Regions from separate parts of the Mus musculus genome. Here region 2 is linked to region 1. The links are chromatin loops, found by intact Hi-C in ENCODE. Cell type or tissue: left cerebral cortex. All regions are shown on one strand. Each heading gives the region's core, and the rest is flanking DNA. Links, peaks and the distances in the headings are about the cores only.

Region 1 (10,500 bases), core at 3,206-5,705:
TTGTGACAGGGTCTTATGTAACCTAGGTTGCCCCTAGTTTTTGATCCTCCTGCCTCCAGCTCCCAAGGGCTGGGATCACAGGCATGCACCACCACTCCCAGCTGGGAATTTATTTTAAAATTGACAAACTGCTGTTTCGTGTGACATCATGAGATGGGTGTCCAGAGCATGGGACCACAGAGCAAGCTCATCAGATTGAGTCAAGGGTCGTGGTGGACCCACTGAAATGTCCATCGTTTTCCTTATCTGCAAGATGCTACATCTAAGTGTGTGTGTGTGTGTGTGTGTGTGTGTGTGTGTGTGTGTGAGAGAGAGAGAGAGAGAGAGAGAGAGAGAGAGAGAGAGAGAGATCGAGACCATGTATGTATTGAGGTGTTCTCCTCACAGAGTATTAAGAAGAGCTTCTTAAGGAAGCCTCCATTTTATGCCCTGTCATACTTTCTTTGGTATCAACATTGCCAGCCTACAGGGATAGCTGATGGTGATGGTGATGACTGATGACCATGGTGTTAATATTGCTGAGGGAAAGACCCTGAGCTCTGTGAGTGCCATCAGCTAAGGTATGACACCCACTCCAATGCAGCCAAGGCTGTTGAGTTTGGAAACTTAGTAAGTTGTCCTCTCAGAGGACCAAGCATTGGTTGGACTCAGGCTCAGTAAACTGTGGTGGAGACCTTGAGGCTCTGCGAGAGACAGGTCTTTGAAGTCTCCTACCTCTCATGAGCGGGGTGCATTCCCAGCCAGCACCCAGATGCCAGTGGTGCTGCTACTGGAGACCATGTCTGGAGAGTGGGGATCAAGGCTTAGTTAACGCTACGCAGAGCTGCCATTGAACAACAGCAAAGCCATGCTGCCTCCCCAGCACCATGAGGAAGGACACTGGAAACAGCTCCCCATTCTTTCCTTCCCACTGGAATGTGACTGCCCTGGTGGTCAGGAGTACTGTGAAGCTCCCACTCAGCCATTTAAAGCATGCTTGCTGCCGGGGCAGCTTAGAATCCGGAAGCTGATTTATCAGAGTGCTGTATGCCTTGGACAGAGGAATGTCTCCTATTGTATCTGTTCTTGGAATATACTCAGGGATTCTGACTTACATGTAAGGTCATTCATACAAGCATGATTTGTACCTCCAGAACAATGGACTGATCTAACCATCCAACAACAAAGGGTGGGTAAAATGCCTTCCAGTGCTGGGCATCTAGCCAGTTGGTGATATTACATACACAGCCATTAAAAAAGCATCCTCCCGAAGAAAATGTAATGACTAAGAAAATGCTTCTAACTTAAATCACATGGGAGAGCTGAAGATAGGGCCCAAGGGTTAAGAGTATACTGTTCTTCCCGAGGATGTGAGTTTGTAAGACCCCCGAAGCTGGGCCTCCGCTCAAGTCCCGGGATGAGCTGGCCAGCACCCCAGTGACCCGAGAGAAAACCACACCTGATGCAAACTGCAAGAGGTTTTATTATCAGCTAGCCATGCAGGGCAGGGGAGTTCGACCCCAAGTGGTGACAGTTGGGGGCTTTTAACAGCTAGCTGAGGAATTGGGAGGAGTTGGGAGGAGAGTTGGAAGGAGTTGGGAAGAGGTGGGAGGAGTCGGGAGGAAAGTTCTTCTCTTCCAGGTGTCCTTGGTGAAATTTACAAGGCAGGAGTGGGGAGTGAGTTCTTTCTGAATTTTTATCTCTGTGTCCTCGGCACAGGAAGGCAGGCATCCCTGGTTGTAAAGTATAGAAACAAAAAGGCTTTTTGCTGGCTATAGAGAACAAAGAGTTTCTTTCTGGCTGTATTTTTAGAGATCAGGGAAGACAAGCTTGGGGAACGTCCAGGGGCTTTACCTTCCTGGGAGAAACACTTTAAGCTGGGGTCTCACAAGTTCAATTCCAAGCACCCACATCAGGCAGCTCACAACAGCCAGAACTCTAGCTCCAAGGGATGACACCCTCTGCTCACTTCCATGAACACCTGTACTCATGCATGTGTGTGTGTGTGTGTGTGTGTGTGTGAGAGAGAGAGAGAGAGAGAGAGAGAGAGAGAGAGAGAGAGCATCCACAGGTATGAGCATCCATTTATGTGTGTGTATGCATGTGTGTGCAATGTGTGTGTGCATGTGTTTGCATGTGTTTGTGCTTGCGTGTATATGTGTGTGTATGCATGTGTGTGTGTGCGTGTGTGCAAATATAGGGTATTCAGTTTTATTTAGAAGAAAGAAAGCTGTGTTTATGAGAAGAAAGATGACCAGATCATCTGTGGTGACCTAGCTGCACCTCAGACTGAGTTTCTGCATTGGAGACATTTGGTGGCATCTCTGATTTTGAGTGTTACCACCAAAGAGGGGATGTTGGTGCATGTGGAAGATGCAAGGGATGTCACCCACTGTTGTGCAATGCAGAATGGCTCCTACAACAAGGAATTACCTAGTTTGAAAATATGAATCTCGTTAAGGTTGTAAAAGCATGATCAGAGACTGAAAGTAATTTTACTTTCTTCAAGTTTTCTAAAAATCAACACATTTCACTTTCTATAAAAGACAGATATACTTTTTTATTTAAGAAAATAGGATGCGGCTGCTGGAGAGATAGCTTAGGCTATGAAGTGCTGATTGCACAAGCCTGAGGCCCCGGGTCCAATTTCCAGCCCCCACATAGAAGTCAGGCCATGGTGGTGATCTGTAGTCCCAGAGCTGGGGAAGTGGAGACAGGAGGATCAGCGGGCTACACTGGTCAGCCAGCGTAGTGCCCGTGGTGAACTCTAGGGCAATGGCAGACGCTGTCTCGGGAATGAAGAAGAGAGTGATTGGGACTGACCTCTGCCACACCTTGTGTGTGCTCACATATATGCGTGTGCATAGATATATCACACACACACACACATACACACACACACAACTCCACACATACTACACACACACACCACACATATCATACCACACACACACACCCCACACACACAACACCACACACACTACACATACACACACACACAACACCACACACACTACACACATATTACACACCACATACACACACACATACACACCACACATACACACCACATATCACATACCACACACACACACATCACACATACCACACATATACACTATATACATATACCACACACCATACATACCACGTACATACACCACACATACCACATATATACACCACATACATACACCACACACACCACATAAAAACACTACACACACACCACACACATATACACACCACATATACACCACATACATAAAACACTATACATGCACATACCACACACAGATGCTACACACCACATACATACATACATCATACACACATACACATACATACATGTACACATGCATGCACACAAACCAATACACGCACATGAACACACATAGTTGATAAGGGATGTGTGGTACTGGGTTTCCAGGGAAGGCCAGCTCTGAGCCCCAGGTTGGTAGACAGTGGCTACAACACACAGGCAGGTTAGCATAACATTCGTTTTGGATGATAACCCTGAAGTAAGACCTCCTCAGAGAAACAAAAGTCAACAGTGTGGTACGTGGCAAAGGTAAATCTGCATCTGCCCGCTGCATCCGGAACTGTAAAGTAGATCCGTTAGGATTCTTTCAGGCTATGAACAGACAACATTTGAAGAGGAAGCCGCTGGTTTTTAAGCCCAGTGTGTGAACTGCTGAGGCTAATTATCAAAAGTGCTCTACCAGCTAACCATGAATAGGTTGAGAGAGTCTCCCTTAAAAGGCAGCAGGGCCCAGGCAATGCCTGAGCACACACAGCATTCTTCAATACACAGGGAGATTTACTCTCCATCCCGGGCTGCCAATCATAACTCACGATTGTTCTTGATAATATCTTAAGACTGAGACGTGGCTCAGCGGCGGAGTAATTACCTAGTGTGTTCAAGGCTCAGGGTTTGGTCACTAGCATGTGTGTGCCTGTGAACAATGATTAAATATGAGTGAATGAAGGGCCACGTAACCATCGAAGAGGTGGGATTTGAGGCCACAATGGCCAAGCCCAGATTTGCGAAGAGCCTTATTGATTTCGCTCTCTTTGAGAGGGCAAATGGGAAGGCATACAGGTAGCAGGAAGGGGCAGGCACACCTAATGTCCCTATCAGACTGAGCGTCCTGCTTTTTCCATTGCCCAGTCTTTTGAGAGCTGGGTGGATGGGCACTGGTGGTGGTGGTCTGGTGCCTCCCAGTGGAAAACTTCAGTACTGCAGACATCAAGGCGGCTGCTGCCTGTGTCCTGGATAAAGGGCACCTTCCTGGTTGGGAGATAGCCCGGGAGTCAAAGGCCAATAGCCTTAGAAGAAACAGATCTTAGATTGCACCTTCTCTTCCTGCCCACCATTACTTGGGCTTTTTTGTAATCCATCCTTCCATCAGTCTGGCTTCCTGACTACCCCAAAAGACACAAAAGGAAAGATGGGACACTGGGGCTCCTACAGAGTGTGTTGAAGAAGGTAGTTTAAGTGGAGAAAGAGCTGAGAGGCTGTGTCTCTGCAGTTCCTCCCCAGGCCCCTGGCTTTAGTAACGCACACCCAATCATCGTGTATTTAGGTCTTTGCTAGGCTCTGAGGTATGGAAAGGCTCAGCCCTAGCTGGGGAGGACAATGGGTAAACAGTTGTTTAATTGTATCAGTGGTAAGAACTCTCGGGAGGCAGAGGATTTCTGAGTTCAAGGCCAGCCTGGTCCACAGAGTGAGTTCCAGGAAAGCCAGGGCTATCCAGAGAAACCCTGTCTCGAAAAACCAAAAAAAAAAAAAAAAGATGCTAGGCTGGAGGAGTGGAAGAGGCTACACAGAGGGTTGGTTAACAAAAAGATGGGGGGGGGGGGCTAGTGAACAGTCTTCCAGGGCACAGCATGTAGATGCCTAGAGGCAAGAAGGAGGGTGAAGCTTTCCAAGAACCCACAGACATCAAGTGTGTGTCATGCTGTGACTTACTGAATTGGCAGGTGTGGGAGGGCAAAAGATGCGGCAGGAGGGGTCTGCATGGCCCATCACAAGGAGCCCGGTTTTGTGCCAACAGCGCTGGGAACTGAAGAGGGTTTTTCCTATTCCTCTAGGATTCAAGAGATCCCTGGGGAGGGGCTGCTCGCCTGCGTGTCATGGAGTTGCTCACAGCTTAGCCAGTAGTGTGTGTTCTTTGTGGCAGCAGAGATGCTGGGATACAGCCAGGATGTGGGAGTAGCAGTTCAGCCAAACGGGAGGAGAACTAGGCAAGCAGTACACAGATCAGGAGGAGCATGGAGTCTCTGCTCCAAGGATAGCCTGGGCTATGTAGTGAGCTCTGGATCCAGAAGGAAAAAAAAATTCTCCAGAATTATATGCAAAGGGCAAAATGTAAACGTGTCTGTTGTAGGACTGTGTCAACTTACAAAAGTCAAGGGCTTTCTGTGACAGGGACCCACGGACCTAGCATCTCATTTCAGTGAGCGCTGGCATTAGGCCAGTGTTGGTTCATGAATGGTCTCATCCTGCCTCGACATCCCCACCTGTACCTACAGCAAAACTCCTGACTTATGGATCTAAATCAGTGGTTCCCAACCTGTGGGTTGTGACCCTCGGAAAGTACATATTTCCAATGGTCTTGGGAACCCCCAAACACACATTTATTTTTGTTGCTACTTCATAACTGTAACTTTGGTACTGAGCACTGCCTCAGCTCCTAAGACCATAGGTTACTAATGCCCTAAATATAAGTATTTCTAATTGTAAACCAAGTGGAAAAGGTATCAGAGTACCATTACAGTACCCCAAAAAAACACAAGTCCAATAATATTATCTATCATGTGCATTCTAGATTCTAATTCTTTAATGGTCCCCCAAATGCCTTTTATACCAGCTTTTCTCCCCAGGTCAAGAGCCATTCAAGTTTTTGATATGAAAACGTTGATTACTTTGCCTCTTTAGCCCTGTCTATCATTGTCTGTCCGTCCACCTCTCTCTCTCTCTCTCTCTCTCTCTCTCTCTCTCTCTCTCTCTCTCTCCTTCCTTTGTCTGTCTGACTGTCTATCTACCTCATCATCTCATGTGTTGAGATGCAACTAATTATTATACACTTCCATCATTTAAAATACAGTCTGGGACTACAGCTCAGTAGGTTATAAGGGGAGTGATCAACATCCAATCCCCAGGAAGCAAAGAGAGGGAGGGGGAGGGAGGGAAGAGGGAAGTGGGGGTGGTGCTCACCAAGCATTCTTGGTTGTTTTTAGAGTGCTCCTTGTGTGCATCTTGCATCACAATGGATTGTAGAGAATTCACATCCCTCTAGGCCTCCCCCAAAGCCATGGGCTGCTACTAGCCTACTTTCTGACTCCAGACTTTTTTTTTAAATGGTGCTTTATCTACAAGCAGGTCGGCTCTATGCAGTTCTTACTGGCTGACTGCTTTCTCTCCGATGTTTTTGATGTCTCTGTTGAGTGTGCTCAACTTTGATTCCCACTGCTGACTTGTATACCAGGAGCCGGGCGCTTTTGTCACCTTGTCTGCTCCAGTCTCTTTGTCTAGGCTGATGCCCCATGGCTTTTCTTTTGCCTGCCCTCACACTGACTTCTAGCTTGTTTTGAAGACTCCAGGTCGTTCCTTGTCTTGTAGGCCAACCTACATTCTTAGTCTGTTTGCTTTCTCATGCTTGGACCTAGGCTTGTCGTTTGACAGGCGTTCTGTATGGGGTGAGCTGGCTGCTTGCTGGCTGTTGCATCTCCAGGGAGGCACACAGTCGCAGGTCTGCCCCCTGTTGGGGAGGCCCTGGGTCACTGTAATAACTACAGATTTTTTTCATTTGTTTCCCTTTCTGATGGATGGGTAGCCCAGGGGACACCAGTGTGACACTGTGACTGTCCTGCCTCCTGACCATAACCACTCTGTGCCTTGAGTATCAGTGAGGATCACAACCGAAGTCCCTTTGACACTGGGATTTCCGAGTGGTAAACTCTATGTAGATTGTCATGGGTATCCTCCCGGAATGGTGTGTTCCCTCTGACCGCTGTGGAGTGACTCCCTTGTGGTCATTATTACTATTGAGCTCAGGCGGTCCCCCATGAGGACTATGGGGGTCATCTTAGACCAGTTCCTTTGACCTTTTGTCATATTTCCATCAGTATTTGAGTTCTCTTGCACCTGCTGGTACAGAAAGGACTCTGACGCTCTGTCTTTGGAATTAGCTGTTTCTAGGACTCTGCATTCCTATCGGTGAAGAGTAACAAACAACCCCCCCCCCCCCAGCAGAGGGTGACTCCTCTAGGGTTTCTTGCCTTCTGGTCCTTTATACCCACGGTAGCAACAGCAGCCATAGATAGACTCCGGCCAACGCCACTGGTCCCCTTCCTGCCCACCACCAATCCTGGGCTACATCAGGCACACAAGGAGAGTAACAGTGTAATATTGGTCCCTGACGGGGAGACTTGCAAAGAAGAGAATCTAACCCTGAGGCAGGTCTGCCCCTTTCTTGGCAGGTATGGGCTTGGTCAGTGTCTCTGTGTGGAAGAACCACAGAGAGACTCTTGTTCCCGCTCCTTCTTGATAGCTGCCACCCAGGGCTCTTGTTGTGCATCCTCTGCTTGTCGTCTGTACTGGGCACTTCTAGTGAATGTCCCTGAAGGGCAATGGTAGCTTGGAAGGGTACAGGCCAGGCCAGCTGGATACAGCGGTGGATTAGAAATACATATAGAAGATATTGTTGGTCACAAGCTTGAGGTCGGTCCACAGCATGTCAGGGTGGCAGAGGAGTTACTACAAGCACAGGTGACTGGATAAAGTGACTGAAAGCTGGTCAGGTCAGTGTGCCTCCAGTGAAGTCTCCAGCCAGCCGCTCAGGCCTGGGACTGACTGGAGCAGTGTAAGAACGGTCCATTTTACAGATGGAAAACCTGAGGTTCCAAGAAGTCAGTTCCACGGCCTTCATCTCAAAGTTAGTCATCCCTGAAATGGATGCTCCTCGAGACTACTTTTCAGCAAGAGAGCTAAGGATGGGAGTTTTCTACGAACAGGCTCTTTATTGGTCAGATCAGGGCAGGAAGTCTGTACATGTCTAGGATGCGCTCTTTTTGGCCTGGCTTGCTGAGGTCAGAACAGCCCACCCCAGGGGTTCACCTTGCCTGCGTCCCAGACCATGTGGCTTGAGGACGGGTGGAATCATCTGGCTTCCCTGAGGCGCCATGGTAAAGCCCTTCATACCTTTGGACCCATGCCAACCCCAGAACACACAGAGTAGTTATCCACAGTACCTCAAGGGAGCTGTGTTCAAGGGCCTCGTGAGACCCAGGACAAGTGACATCTCAGGGTTCTGTCTGGGGAGCTGTGGAGTTGAATCCTGAGCACAACTTCTAAAGTCTCAGAACTGAATAGTCTCATGTGTTAAATGTGCCTTTTTTTTTAAGCTGGCTGTTCTTGGCCATCTCCACCAACACAATTGTGGGACTCTGACGGTCACCTAGGAGTGCACGGGTAGTTAGGACTCTGGTTTCCTTGCTGACGATGGGGACAGTATATAAAAGGCACCCAGAAGGATGCTGTGCATATGGGAAGTCACTGTGGCTTCCAGGTACACTGCCAAGGTGGCTGGGCAGAGCCCATGTTCGTTCACCGTCTGACATTATGGACTCGGGGGGATGGGGGCACGTTCAGAATGAGATGTCACGTGCTGAGTCCTCTGTGCCTGGGGGAGGGCGGGGAAGGTGGCCTACAATCTGCCTTAACTCTCTGCTCCCCTGTCATTCCACTCCCATGCTTCCGCAACGTGGTCTGGTTACCAGCAGAGGGCAGTGGAGGGGTTAACTCTCCAAATCCCAGTTGGAAAGGAGAGGAAGGGAGACCTGGTTTGCTGTGGCTCTCTGGAGTCTGGGTTCAGCCTTCCTCCACTTTGCTTGGAGCCTGAGCACTCTGGAGCAGCTTGGGCTCTAAGATGCTGTTGCCTGCCCCAACCCAGAATATGGTGACTCAGGAGTTAACGACAGGCTGACACCCCTGAACTTCCCCACCTCAGGGTTCTTAACCAATCCCTCCACCCACCTGGGGAACAACGGGGATGGGGAAAAAAATGTCCAACATGGAGAACAGCTTTGATGATGGGTCTCACCTCTCTCCCCAGAACCTGGGATCCTCATCGCCAGGCAGGAAACAGAGCAAGGAAAACACCATCACCGTAAGTGGGCTCACTGTGGGCGGGGAGGGCTCCAGGGCTGGGGCTTTGGGCCACAGCTGGGGTTGTTGCCATGGCAACGTGGATCGCCAACCAGAATCGATGCTCACTGGGAAACAGAGAAGTTGCAGCCAAATCTTGGATTTTAGCTGAAGTTGCCCCCATTCCCTCCCTCTGTCAGTTTCCCATTTCACTTGCACTCTTCTGGTGAAGGGGTGGAGGAGGGCAGAAGGCTGTAACCAGGGAGAAGCTGTTTCTGTGTGGTGGGCAGGAGAAGGTGCTTGTGGGGGAGCGAGTTGAAGGGGGTGGAGTGTGCTGTGTGCAGAGATGTGACATGGAAATTACAGCCACCACGGGGCTGCTTTTGTTGCAGGGAAACTTCTGGAAGATGTCAAAGTTAAAAGCAAGAGAGAGCTCCCTGCAAATAGCATTTCTGGGAGTCCCTGATGAGAGAAGCTCCTGCCTAAACTCTCAGGGATTTGCCCCCCAGCTCTGGCCAGATACCCCTGTAGGGCTGGAGTAGGGTCCCCAACTCCTCCCTTCACACCCTCTGATGCGCTAAGGCCAGGACGTCTCTCTACTCTAAGGAAAGAGTTACTTAGATTCTCAGGCAACAGCTTAGATTCTCAGGCAGCAGCTTAGATTCTCAGGCAACAGCATCCCTGTACTCTAAGAAGGGAGCTGTTCAGATTCTTAGCCAACAGTAGAGATTTGAGAAGTGAGGTCTATTCAGTTTTGCTATCTTGGCACAAGCGTGGGGGAGACGCACACGGGGACATGCTGTCTTGGGCTCCTTGTCGCCCTATTCTGAGCTGCTCTGACTACCTCTGCAAAGATAAAAACCAACTGGATGTGTTGCTGTGCTTGCCCTGGTGGACCATCCTGCTTCGCAGGGACGAGAAAGCCAAACAAGCAGTAAGAGCAACTGCAATGCCCGCTGACACCTTGGTGTCCACTGCGTACACACCAGGACTACTCCCAGGGTTTCTGTTTGCCTCCTCCTGCGGGAGCTGTAGTTAATGGAATCAACCCTGCAGTGATTATACACCTGGACTCTAAAGCCAGAATCTCACTTATGCCATTTACAAAGTTAAGGCAAAGTTTGAGCAAGTTCCCCAGTGGTTTCTGGTGTCTGTCTCTGTCTGCAGAGCAGGGATGGTGAGGGCCTCAGGTATGGGCAAGTGGAGTCGGGAACGAATCGGTCCACAATTGTAAAGTACCTAGAATAGAGTCCAGCACACACTTTGTGCTCAGTATGCAACAGTGTGGTCATCACACGGTCCACACATGAGGAAAGTGGAATAGAGTGGCCGGCGGGCACTATGTTGAGGCTCACCTAACTAGGAAGCAT
Region 2 (10,500 bases), core at 3,475-5,974, 130 kb before region 1:
GGCTTGAGCCTCCTCTCAGCCCTGGCAGCCATCTTGCTAATTTATGCCTAGCTCTTTAAACTTGCCCCTCCCCCACAACTCTGAACTGAGGAGACATCTCTTCTCTTCTCAATAGTACCAACTTCACTGTCCCTCACTGTCTTTTCCTGACTGGTCCTTCATAGCTTCTTCTGTGGATTTTCTCCTCCCTTTCTTTGTCACAGTCTTATCTTCCTCATCATCTTTCTCCTTCTTTGGTTTGGTTGGTTGGTTGGTTGGGTCTTTTGTTTATTTGTTTGTTTGTTTGTTTTGTTTGTTTTCTTCATTTTTTCTTTTTTCTTTTTTTGTTTTTTCCAGACAGGGTTTCTCTGTGTAGCCCTGGCTGTCCCGGAGCTCACTTTGTAGACCAGGCTGGCCTCAAACTCAGAAATCCACCTGCCTCTACCTCCCAAGTGCTGGTAAGACAGGGCCTCACCATTGAGTTGTCCCTAGCCTAGAATACACTATGTAGCTCAAGGTGTCCTTAAACTCTCAATCCTTCAGCGTCAGCCCACAGCATTCTGGGATTGCAGGTATAGCTCCCACACTGGGCACTTCCACTGGGAACTTCTTCCTTTCCCAGCGTTTATACATTCAGGTAGTAGACTGAGACTACATCATTCAATCCCTCATTTCTGAGGCTGGGGTGTCTTGTGGGTTCGCTGAACACAAAGCTCAGATGAGGTTCCGATCTCTGCGTGCTTAAAAATGAAAAAGAAGGTTGGGTGTCTGCTTGCCCAGCCAGTTCCCACCACAGGGGAGGGTAAGACACACAGTAAAGTCAACAGTAATGAGATGAGATGCTTAAACAAGTATAGACCAGCAGAGTAAGTACCTCAGCAGGGTTAGCTCAGCACTGTGGTGTTACTAGGAGAAATCTCTTGAGCTAGCTCAGGCCATGGCCTTGGTGGTAGAGAATCAAGTCAGGAGTGGGCAGAATGACAGAGTTGCTGCGATCTAGAAGGACAGACTCAGGAAGAACAAAGTACGGTAATATTGGAGAAGAGGGAATCCTAGCACACAGTGTGTAGGGCGTAAGGTAGGTAGCACAGCTTTACAGCACTCACTGGATAAGTGTCTGTGGTGGTTTGAATAAGAATGGACTCCACAGACTCACGTGTTTGAATGTTTGACCCATAGGGAGTGGCTTATTAGGAGGTGTGGCCTTGCTGGAGTAGGTGTGGCCTTGTTGGAGGAAGTGTGTCACTGTAGAGTTGAACTTTGAGATCTCATATGCTCAAGCTAGGCTTAGTGGGGCAGTCTCCTCTTGCATGTGGCTCAAGATATGGAACTCTCAGCTCCTTCACCAGTACTTTGTCTGCTTGGATACCACCATGACTCCCACCATGAGGATAATAAACTAAACTTCTTAAACTGTAAGCTAGTGCCAATTTAATGAGTTTCTTTATAAGAGTTGCATTGGTCATGGTGATTCTTCACAGCAATAAAACCCTCACTAAAACAGTGTCCAGAGGAAAAGGAATCTGTGTTGAAGAGACACCTACACCTCTATGGTCATCAACACATGGAAACATATGGAAACAACCTTAGTGCCTACTGATGAATTAATTATTCAACCTTAAAAAAGAAGGAAGACAGTCCTGTCATTTACAACAACCCAGCAACATAAACCAGGCACACGAAGACATACCCATCACGATATTAGTCCCATGCAGAATCTAATGTCGAACAAAGCAGAGAACAGAATGGCAGGTACTGATGACTCGGGTGACTGTACTAGGGAGTTAGGCAGGTAGTAATCTAAGGATACAAAACTTAAGCTAACAGGAGGAGTAAATTAAGGAGAGCAGTTGAATAACATGGTGTTCAGAGGTCACAAGAATATCTTGAAAATTGACAGGGATAAATCTTGTGCTCTTCCCACAAGTCATAAACATCTGATGTCATATATGTTTACTCCATGAACATAAACATCTGATGTCATATATGTTTACTCCATGAACATAAACATCTGATGTCATATATGTTTACTCCATGAAGCGATTCCACAATGTGCATGAAATTCAGAACACCATGCTGTCTGGATGTGTACAAACAATTTTAACTTTTAAACAAAAGTGTAACATTTCGGGGAGTGGAAGACAGAAAGCACTTTTCTCTAGGGAAGCATGTGTAGACGAGACGCTGGCTTTTGGAGGGATCTTAGTCACGGGAGCTTGAGAGACACTTGGAGTCCTCTGGGGAGACCGTGGGAGAGGATTTGGAGAAAGGCTGCTGCTAAACCTGAGGGTCAGGGTGGAAGAGAAGGATCAGAGGTGTTGCCAGATGTTAAAAATAAAGGCCGTACTCATTTTTAGAGACTCAGCTAGCAATTAATTAATTAGTTAGTTAACTTAATTAATTAATTAACTAATTAATTAATTAAAGTCAGAGCCTGGTGTGGGGGCAAACAGCTGTGATCTCAGCCCCTACTAAGCCGAGGCAGAGACTTGCAGGCCAGCCTTGGGCTACATAGCAAGATCCTGTCTCAAACCAAAACCAGAAGTACACAAACCAAAAGCAAAACAAGGGTGCCTAAGTGTGAAGTTCTTACCATGTGGTATCAGCAGGAGCCAGAGCTACAGCAGCCAGCCTCCTGCACCTGAGAGTAGCTGTGGTCCAAGGCCAGGAATTCTGTTGTTGTCTTGAAAGGGAAGAAGTCAGGGACTCTGGCACCTGAACCAAGACTCTGGAAAGGCTGCTTGGAAGCAGGTAGTTTACTGCACTGGCTGCTTGGGCTTTTGTGAGGGGTCGGACTGCAAGATGTGAGTGGGGAGTGTTGATTCTCGCTCCTCCCTCTGTCTCTGTCTCTGTCTCTGTCTCTGTCTCTGTCTCTGTCTCTCTCTGTCATACACACCAATAAACAAACAAACAAACAAATAAATCATAAGAAATAAAAAGAAATTGTGCTCCTTAGCAGTTTTTCCCCATGTCCCTAACCACCTCAGAGCACACTCACCACGTGTGTGTGTGTGTGTGTGTGTGTGTGTGTGTGTGCTTTCTGTATGCTTCAGGTTTATCTCTCTGTGTTAGGATTTCATTCCCTTTGACTTCTGAATGATGTTCCAGTTGGGGTGTCTAGGCTGCATTCCGTCTAATCACTCATCAGTTGATGCGTTTATTGGGTCATCTCTACTTTTTGGCCTTTAGGAATGACACAGCTGTGGACATATGCTTTCAATCCTCTTAGACAAATACCTGGAGTGGAACTGCTGGATCATATGGTAAGGGTGTGTAACCTGTGAGGACTTGCCAGGCTGCTTTCCAAGACCGCTGTACCATTTGATATCCACAGCAGGGGTCTAGGAGGCTTCCAACTCCTCCACAGCCTTGCCAATATTTGTTATTATCTGTGTTTCTTCACCATTGCTGTTGCTAGTGGGTGTGGCATGTCATCCATTTTGGTTTTGCTTTCCCACGAAGACTCATGGTGATGGGTATTATCTTACGGGCTTGTTGGACATTCACATGTCTTCCTTCAAAAAAGTTCTATTCAGAGCCTTTGCCAATAAAAATATTTCTTTATTCATTCATTGATTTGCTTGTTCATCTATCTGTCTGTCTGTCTGTCTGTCTGTCTGCTGTGTGTGTGTTGTGGGGGGAGGGGTTGGTGTCTAAGGAGGCCAGAAGAAGACATGGATCCTTTGGAACTGGAGTTACAGGTGGTTGTGAACTGCTGAGATGATCAAACCCATGTCCTCTAGAGGGGCAATTGCTGAGCCACCTCTCCAGCTCCAAATAATGTCTATATCAAGGAACCTAGTGAGTCTATCTCCCCCCTCCCTCTTTTGAGACAGGGTCTCACTATGTATTGCTAGCTGACCTGAAACTTATTGTGTAGATCATGCTGGCCTTGAACTCATGAAGATCCACCTGCTTCTGACTCCTGAGTGTTGGGGTTAAAGCATGACAGGCATGCTTTTGCCAATTTGTAAAATTTGGGTTAAAAAAAAAATGAATGTCTTCAGAATTGAGTTGTAAGTAATCTTTATATACTGAAGATAAAAGTCATTTTTCAGAGGGGCAGAGAGATGGCTTGGCAGTTAAAAACATCTTCTGCTCCTATAAAGGACATAAGCTTGCTTCCCAGCACCCACAGGGTGGGTCTCCACTGTCTGTAATGTCACTTCTAGGAGATCTGACACTCTCTCTGACCTCCATAGGTACCAAGCACAAACAGAGTACACAGACATACATGCAGGTAAAGCACCCATACATATAAAAATAAAATAAATCTTTAAAAGATTTATTTATTTATTTCATGTATGTGAGTATACTGTCACTGTTTTCAGACACACCAGAAGAGGGCATCAGATGTCCATTACAGATGACTGTGAGCCACCATGTGGTTGCTGGGAATTGAACTCAAGACCTTCGGAAGAGCAGTCAGTGCTCTTACCCACTGAGCCATCTCACCAGCCCCACAATAAATCTTTTTTTTTTTAAGAAGATACTTTTGTCAGATATATGCTCTATGAAACTTTTCTTTTCCCTTTTGTCCTTTAGAGCATAAAGGTTATTAAGTTAGGTGAAAGTTGATTGGCTTTGTTCCATTCTACTTCTGTTGTCCTGAGAAACTATTGCTTAATCCTGGTCATAAAGACTTTTGCCTGCATTTTCTTCTAGGGCATGCAGGCACGTGTGCCTGCTTGTGAGTGTGTGTGTGTGTGTGTGTGTGTGTGTGCGCGCGCGCGCTTGCGTGCCTGCCTGCCTCTCAGTCTGCCTGTCTGTCTGCCTGTCTGTCTGTGTACATCTGAATGCTATTGCCTGCAGAAACCAGTAGAGGGCATTGGGTCCTCCGGGGCTGGACTTAGAGAGCAGCAAGTGCTGCTAACATTTGGGCCATTTTTCTAGCCCCTTTAGAGAATTTTATAGTTTTAGCTCTGCCACTTAGGGTTTTGAGCCTAATGGTGTGAGGAATGGGTCTAGCTCCATTGTTTTGCATGCAGATACCTATTGTCCCAGCATCCTTTGCTGGTGACACTATCCTTTCCCTAATGAATGGTCTCTGCTTTAAAGCTAACACTTCCGTGCCTGTGTATTTTTAAATCAAAGGATGACAGATAAAGCTGCTGACCTGCAGGGAGGAATCAATCAAGCATCATTTCCGTTTACAATATCACTCTGCTTGGGATTTTTAGAAAAAGGCCTTCACATTTTTTTATTAACCCTGCATGCAGGCAAAGAACAAGTGTTGTAAATTAAATATAAGCAGGGAGACACCATGTTTTGCTTTCTGGCTCAGTGAAGGGGAAGGGGGAGGCCTTTGGCTTCAGCTGGCTCTGGAATTCCATGGGGTGTGGGATGAAAAATCAAAGCTGAGATAATCAAGTCTGGGTGCTCTGGCCCTGGGACGGGACATGCAAGGAATTGTGTGTCCCCTGGCTACCTCTTCCCTGTCCTCCTACCCCCTTGACTCAGGACTTCCCACAGCAGGAGGTCAGCACAGGAACATCCCAGCAGAGCAAGCAGTGGCCTCTGGACTCTGGGCAAGGACTTGATTTAGGAAGGGATTAGGGAACTGTTTCCTCCACCACAGAATGGAGTCCTGAAGCATCTTGGCCTGTGCCTCCCACGTGTGGGCTGGGTGTGGAGCAGCCCCGGGGACTGTTGGTGTGGGCTGTGAGGCTGCACCAACCGCCTTGGCTTCTTCTATGACTCAGCCTGGTCCAAGACTGGGTCAAGGACCTGAGTCCCAGACCTGGCCAGGTTCCCTGGAAACTGGACCTGAATCTTTCACTGGTCCAGTTCAGAGTCCACCCAACTGACCCAGAGAGCAGAAGATTTAGTTAAGCCCCAGATGTTTACATGTCTGACTCAGTGTTTGCCTGTACTCTGCAGAGAACTTATGTGGCCCAAGAGGTGGTCATGGAATTTGCTCAGATCTCTGTGAGGGTTCTACTGTTGAATCAGCATCTGCAGGGAGGAGCTGAAGGGGTGGGAGGGGGGAAGGGGGAAGAGGTTAAGAGGTAACAGCGTGTTACACACAGCCTGCTGGGAACTGGCCCAGGCTTGAGAATTCAAGGGCTAGACCTCCTTCAGTTTGCTTCTTGGAAGGAAACCTAGTACCTCTGCTTTCTCATCGTTACCCTAGAATCCAGAGAAAACCCACACTAACCCTTATTAACCTGGTTCAAGTTCATGTCAACAAGATCAAAGTTCTCAAAGGGCATTCGTGCATTTCCACCCTGTGCCCAGAGTGTGTCCCTTGGGGAGTGCACACCTAGAATCCTTCAGGGTTGCTGGGTGGGATTTGAATGCTGACATCCATCAGGGCAGAGAAAAACTGAGCCTTCTGTGGAATCGCTCAGCCTGTGAGACCAGTCCAAAAAGCACATGGTTCTGATACTGGCCAGCATAGCTGCAGCCATGCCTGCTTGTCTATGTTGGACTCAGGTTCATGCAGCAGGCTGTATGTAAGAGAGAGGCACAGTAGTGCCTGGAAATCAAGGGACTCCAAGACAAGTTGGTGGGCATTTGAAGAGGGGCTGATGGGGTTACCGGTGAGTCTCCTTTAGGGTTCCCCAAATCACTCTCTTATTATCTTTATCGTTTAGAGCAAAGCTGATGCTGACCACCCCAGAAAGTTAAATCATCTTGAGTGGGTTAAAGGGGCAAGTGCCAGGGCCTAGCAGGCACCTAAGACCCCAGGAACTGGGTATCATTCCAAACAGTGCTAGACAGTTTTCAAAAACGTGTGCCAGACTGGAATCTTGAAATTTCCCAGTTTTGAAATGTAGCCAGTCAGTTCAAATCAACACACTTGCTCCAGAGGGCTGCATCTGTCCAGCCTTTAGGTTTTAGTCTTAATAGATTAAAAATTAAATCCTAAGCACATAAAAAATTAGTGGAAAATCTATTACGTAATCTGCACTCACTCCTGGGGTTATAGGTTCCAATTTCCTAGCACTGTCTCCCTGCAACTATACAGGATTCTCCAAGTGAGGAAATAGACTATAGAAGGTCATATAGCTCAAGTACCAGAGCTGGGATTTGAACTCATAACCTATTGTGTGGCTGTCCTGCTATTTGTGGAAACTAGAATCATAGCCTGTTAGTTTTACGGTATATTCCTTTTCTCATCACATTGGGATTGGCTCAACTCCCAAACAGGGCAGTTGCTTCCCTGAATTTTGGAGATTTCTCAGCAACATGAGATATTCAGTGTGTATGTGTGTGTGTGTGTGTGTGTGTGTGTGTGTGTGTGTGTACCCAACACTTGTGCACATGTGAGTACTCTCCCTCACATACTCCTCCAGTCATGCAATATTCAAGTGTGTCCACTCTGAGATCTCCAAGGAGTTCCTGAAGAAGGGAGCCGTTGGAGGAAAGACTCGCCCTACCACACAATCTGCAGAGTGGCTTCTCCTCTTCCTCCCAAAAGGCCCTTTAACTCTTGCTTTTTCCTGAGACCCTGGGTCTTTCCATGATGGCTATGAGATGTTTAAGCAATTGGAACAGCACCGCCATCCAGACCCTGCATATTCAGAGGCTGCTCTGAGATGAGAGGAGAGGTTGGCCCTGATGGGCGCTGCACCCACCACAGACTGAGCTCATCCAGTACGACCCTATCTGGTTGTCTCTAGTTCTGTGGGTTCCTGAGCCTGTGACAGGACTGGGCGTGTGAGGGCTGAGAGTGAAGGAAAGTGTTAATAAACAAAACAGGGTGGAGGGGCTGCTGAGAGATTTACTAGCTAAATATTTTCCGGATGTTTTCACAGTTCTTTAAGGCTAATCCAGGGGGAGGCCATGGGACTTAGTCAAACGCCTTCATGGGCTCCCCGCTCAGTTGGCCTCCTTACTCCCTGTCCTCATTCCCAGTACCGCCCAGGCCTCCCCACTCCTCCACTGCCTCGCAGTTCACCTCCCCCCTTTTCAGTCTTCTGCTTTCTCCCTCTCTTAATATACACACCACTGTGCAACATGCTTTTCAACTTAACATTCATTTTAAATGTTTATTTTTAAAAGATTTGCTTATTTTTTGCCTAGACATTTATCTGTACCTTGTGTGTGCAGTACTCACAGATGCCAGAAGAGGGCGTCTGAGCCCTTGTAATGGAAGTTACAGACTACTGTGTATCCCATAGATACTGGGAACTGAACCCAGGTCTTCTGGAAAAGCAGCCAGTGCTCTTGACTGCTGAGCCATCTACCTCTCCATTTCCTTATCAATATTCTTTAAGCATATTTATATCAAACTAGGTGTGTGGTGACACACATCTGTAATCCTTAGGAGATCAAGGCAGGAAAATCATAGGTTTGAGCCAGCCTGGGCTACAGAGAGAGACTTTGTAGATGGTTAGGGCGGATGGGGAGGGGAGTATATTTCTATCAACAAATGAATTTTCAGCTGCTTCAAATGTTTACTACTTATTCATATTTCAACAAATTACTACTTAAATCCCCCTAGCAATATATACTGAGGTTGCTTCCTTTTTAAAATTCTTTTTTCCATTAAAATCAACAGAAACGACATTCTCCGTGCCGTTGTCTGTCTTTCTGCCTGAGGTTCCCGTAAGTGGATGTACCAACATTGCCCTGCTGCTCTCTAGAAAGGTCAGGCCAAGCTGTGGTCTGTTACAACGCCTGATACCTTGTTTGCTCGTCAAGACAGGCTCTTTCAGACCACAGACATTTAGTGATGCTGTTCCCACCTGTAGAAGGGACGCGATGGGAGGCAGGAGACACAGTCCCTGCCCGTGGGGACTTATGCTCATGTATGACATGCATTAGAAATCTGGGAGCCTTTGGGGAGGAGTGCAGGAAAAGGCTGTCAGGGTCCCTGGCTTCTCAGCAGCCTTCCATACTAGCTTCTGCTAGTGTGTGCTACCTACTCTTAGCATGAGCTGTGTTCCACCCTACAGGACTGAGTCTTTGGATGCACCCATGTTAGCAACAGGCAGGGCAGTGTGTAATGGATGCTGTACTGTCCCTTGGAACCCTACCCTTCTAGGTCTCATTGAGTGCCTGGGTGCAAGTTTCTGGTCCAGCCTTTCTGATTCAGGTCTGGCCGTAGGATCTGGGATTCCTGTACTGGGCTGTGGACCGTCCATTTCTCTTTCTGCCTTTAGCTTGGCCTTTTCTTGTTGGAGGCTTGTGCAAGGCCCCACCACGAGGGGCTGGTTGGAGCCGGGAGCCGCGTGGGGAGCCCTCTTGGGGCACAGTGATGGCTCTGTTTCCTCCTCCGCCTTACCAGGGGCCCCCATTCACGCCAAGGAGAGTCACACATTCCCCCCTTGACATAAGAATAGAGCCCAACTGTGCCCCAGGACAGAGTCCAGCTTCTTCAGCCGGCCCTTCGAGGCCTGGCAAGGGCTCCCAGATGGTACTGGCATGAGTGGGCCCTGGCTGCCTGCCCTGCTGGACTCTTGTGCATTGTGTGGTTAGGACAGTGGGTTCAGTGTATATGCCTGTGCAGGCCCCAGGAACCCACCATGACCAGGCTCTGCCCAGGATGGAGGAACTTGTCTCTATAGTATCTGGTCCAGGGCTCTGCAGTGTCCCTCCTGTTACCAGCTTTGATGAACCCAGGGTTTAGCCATGCTTCTGGAAGGGTGGAAGGGAAACATGCTTGAGAAGGGTAGCATACATTAGCAAAATCTGGAGTCTGGGTAGTAAAGGCTGCTAAGTAGCTGGGGACCCCTAAAGCCTTTTAGTGTAACCTCAGAGGATGGTGCAGGACTCTGTGGAGATTAGAAAAGGCAAATGTGATAAACAAAGTCCTGGGGCCTCCACCTTTAGCCCTGCCTGGGTCTGAGGATGTGGAACATCTGAGAGTCTTCCAGATACCAAAATCTCAAGGTGCTATTAATCAGGCAAGAGCTCAGAGTGGGGCTGGCGGTATGGTTCAATGGTAGTATGTTTGCTTAGTGTACATGAGACTGTCTGGGTTTGATCTCTAGCCCAACAAGCTCAAGGCAAACCAGACAACAACAGAAAAACAGATCGCATTCCTGCAGTGATCCTTGGTTCTCCGCAGGGTCATCCCAGGTAGTCTTTAGCACGCGCTCAAGCCTTAAGACCTCATAGCATTTGCTTCTCAAAGTGCATTTCCCAGATGGACTGCACCAGCCCCTTCTGGAAACTCACTGACTGGTGTTACATGGTCTCAGGCCCACCCATAACCACCCACTCCAAATCCTGGAACAGACCCCAGAAGTCCCTGCTGCAGCATTTATCTCAGGGATTCTGGTACATAGGTCTAGGCAAAGTCCTATGCTTCTCGAGGCCAGACTGGTTGGCAGGTTGACATCTACAGGTATCAAATAAAGAGATATAATCATGTTATTTGTTTATCTCCCAGCTTACCTTAAAAGAACTCAACCTACAGATTTCTGTTGTTTGGCAACCACGCGAGTCAGTTTTTTGAGTTTATCAGTGCAGACGCTAAGGCTCCAGAGAAGCAAATGTTGCTCTGAGTTGAACGGCTACGATTGCCCTCTGGGATCTTCACCTTGGCCCTAGAACCCTCACTCATCCTCG

What was found. Peaks named below come from ENCODE experiments on the same cell type or tissue, not always from the same donor. Only the 100,000 strongest peaks of a DNase experiment are listed, where the experiment ranks them.
Region 2: it touches region 1 in a loop (2.7-fold over the local background); 23 of 42 quality-filtered maps call a loop at or near these places.

The regions. Positions count from the first base shown.
Region 1 is chr11:67,643,761-67,654,260 of GRCm38, forward strand. It overlaps Gas7 (growth arrest specific 7), which reads left to right. Exons shown (of 14, transcript NM_001109657.3): 5 at 9,099-9,152. Among named protein-coding and RNA genes, the nearest start is that of Rcvrn, 46 kb to the right of the region's middle. In left cerebral cortex, for the core only: a CTCF peak has its summit at 4,217 (motif pointing left); DNase peaks (open chromatin) are centred at 4,199 and 5,126; H3K27ac peaks cover 1,887 bases.
Region 2 is chr11:67,509,889-67,520,388 of GRCm38, forward strand. It overlaps a transcript of Gas7 not described here. Among named protein-coding and RNA genes, the nearest start is that of Gas7, 71 kb to the right of the region's middle. In left cerebral cortex, for the core only: a CTCF peak has its summit at 4,811 (motif pointing right); DNase peaks (open chromatin) are centred at 4,802, 5,649 and 5,698.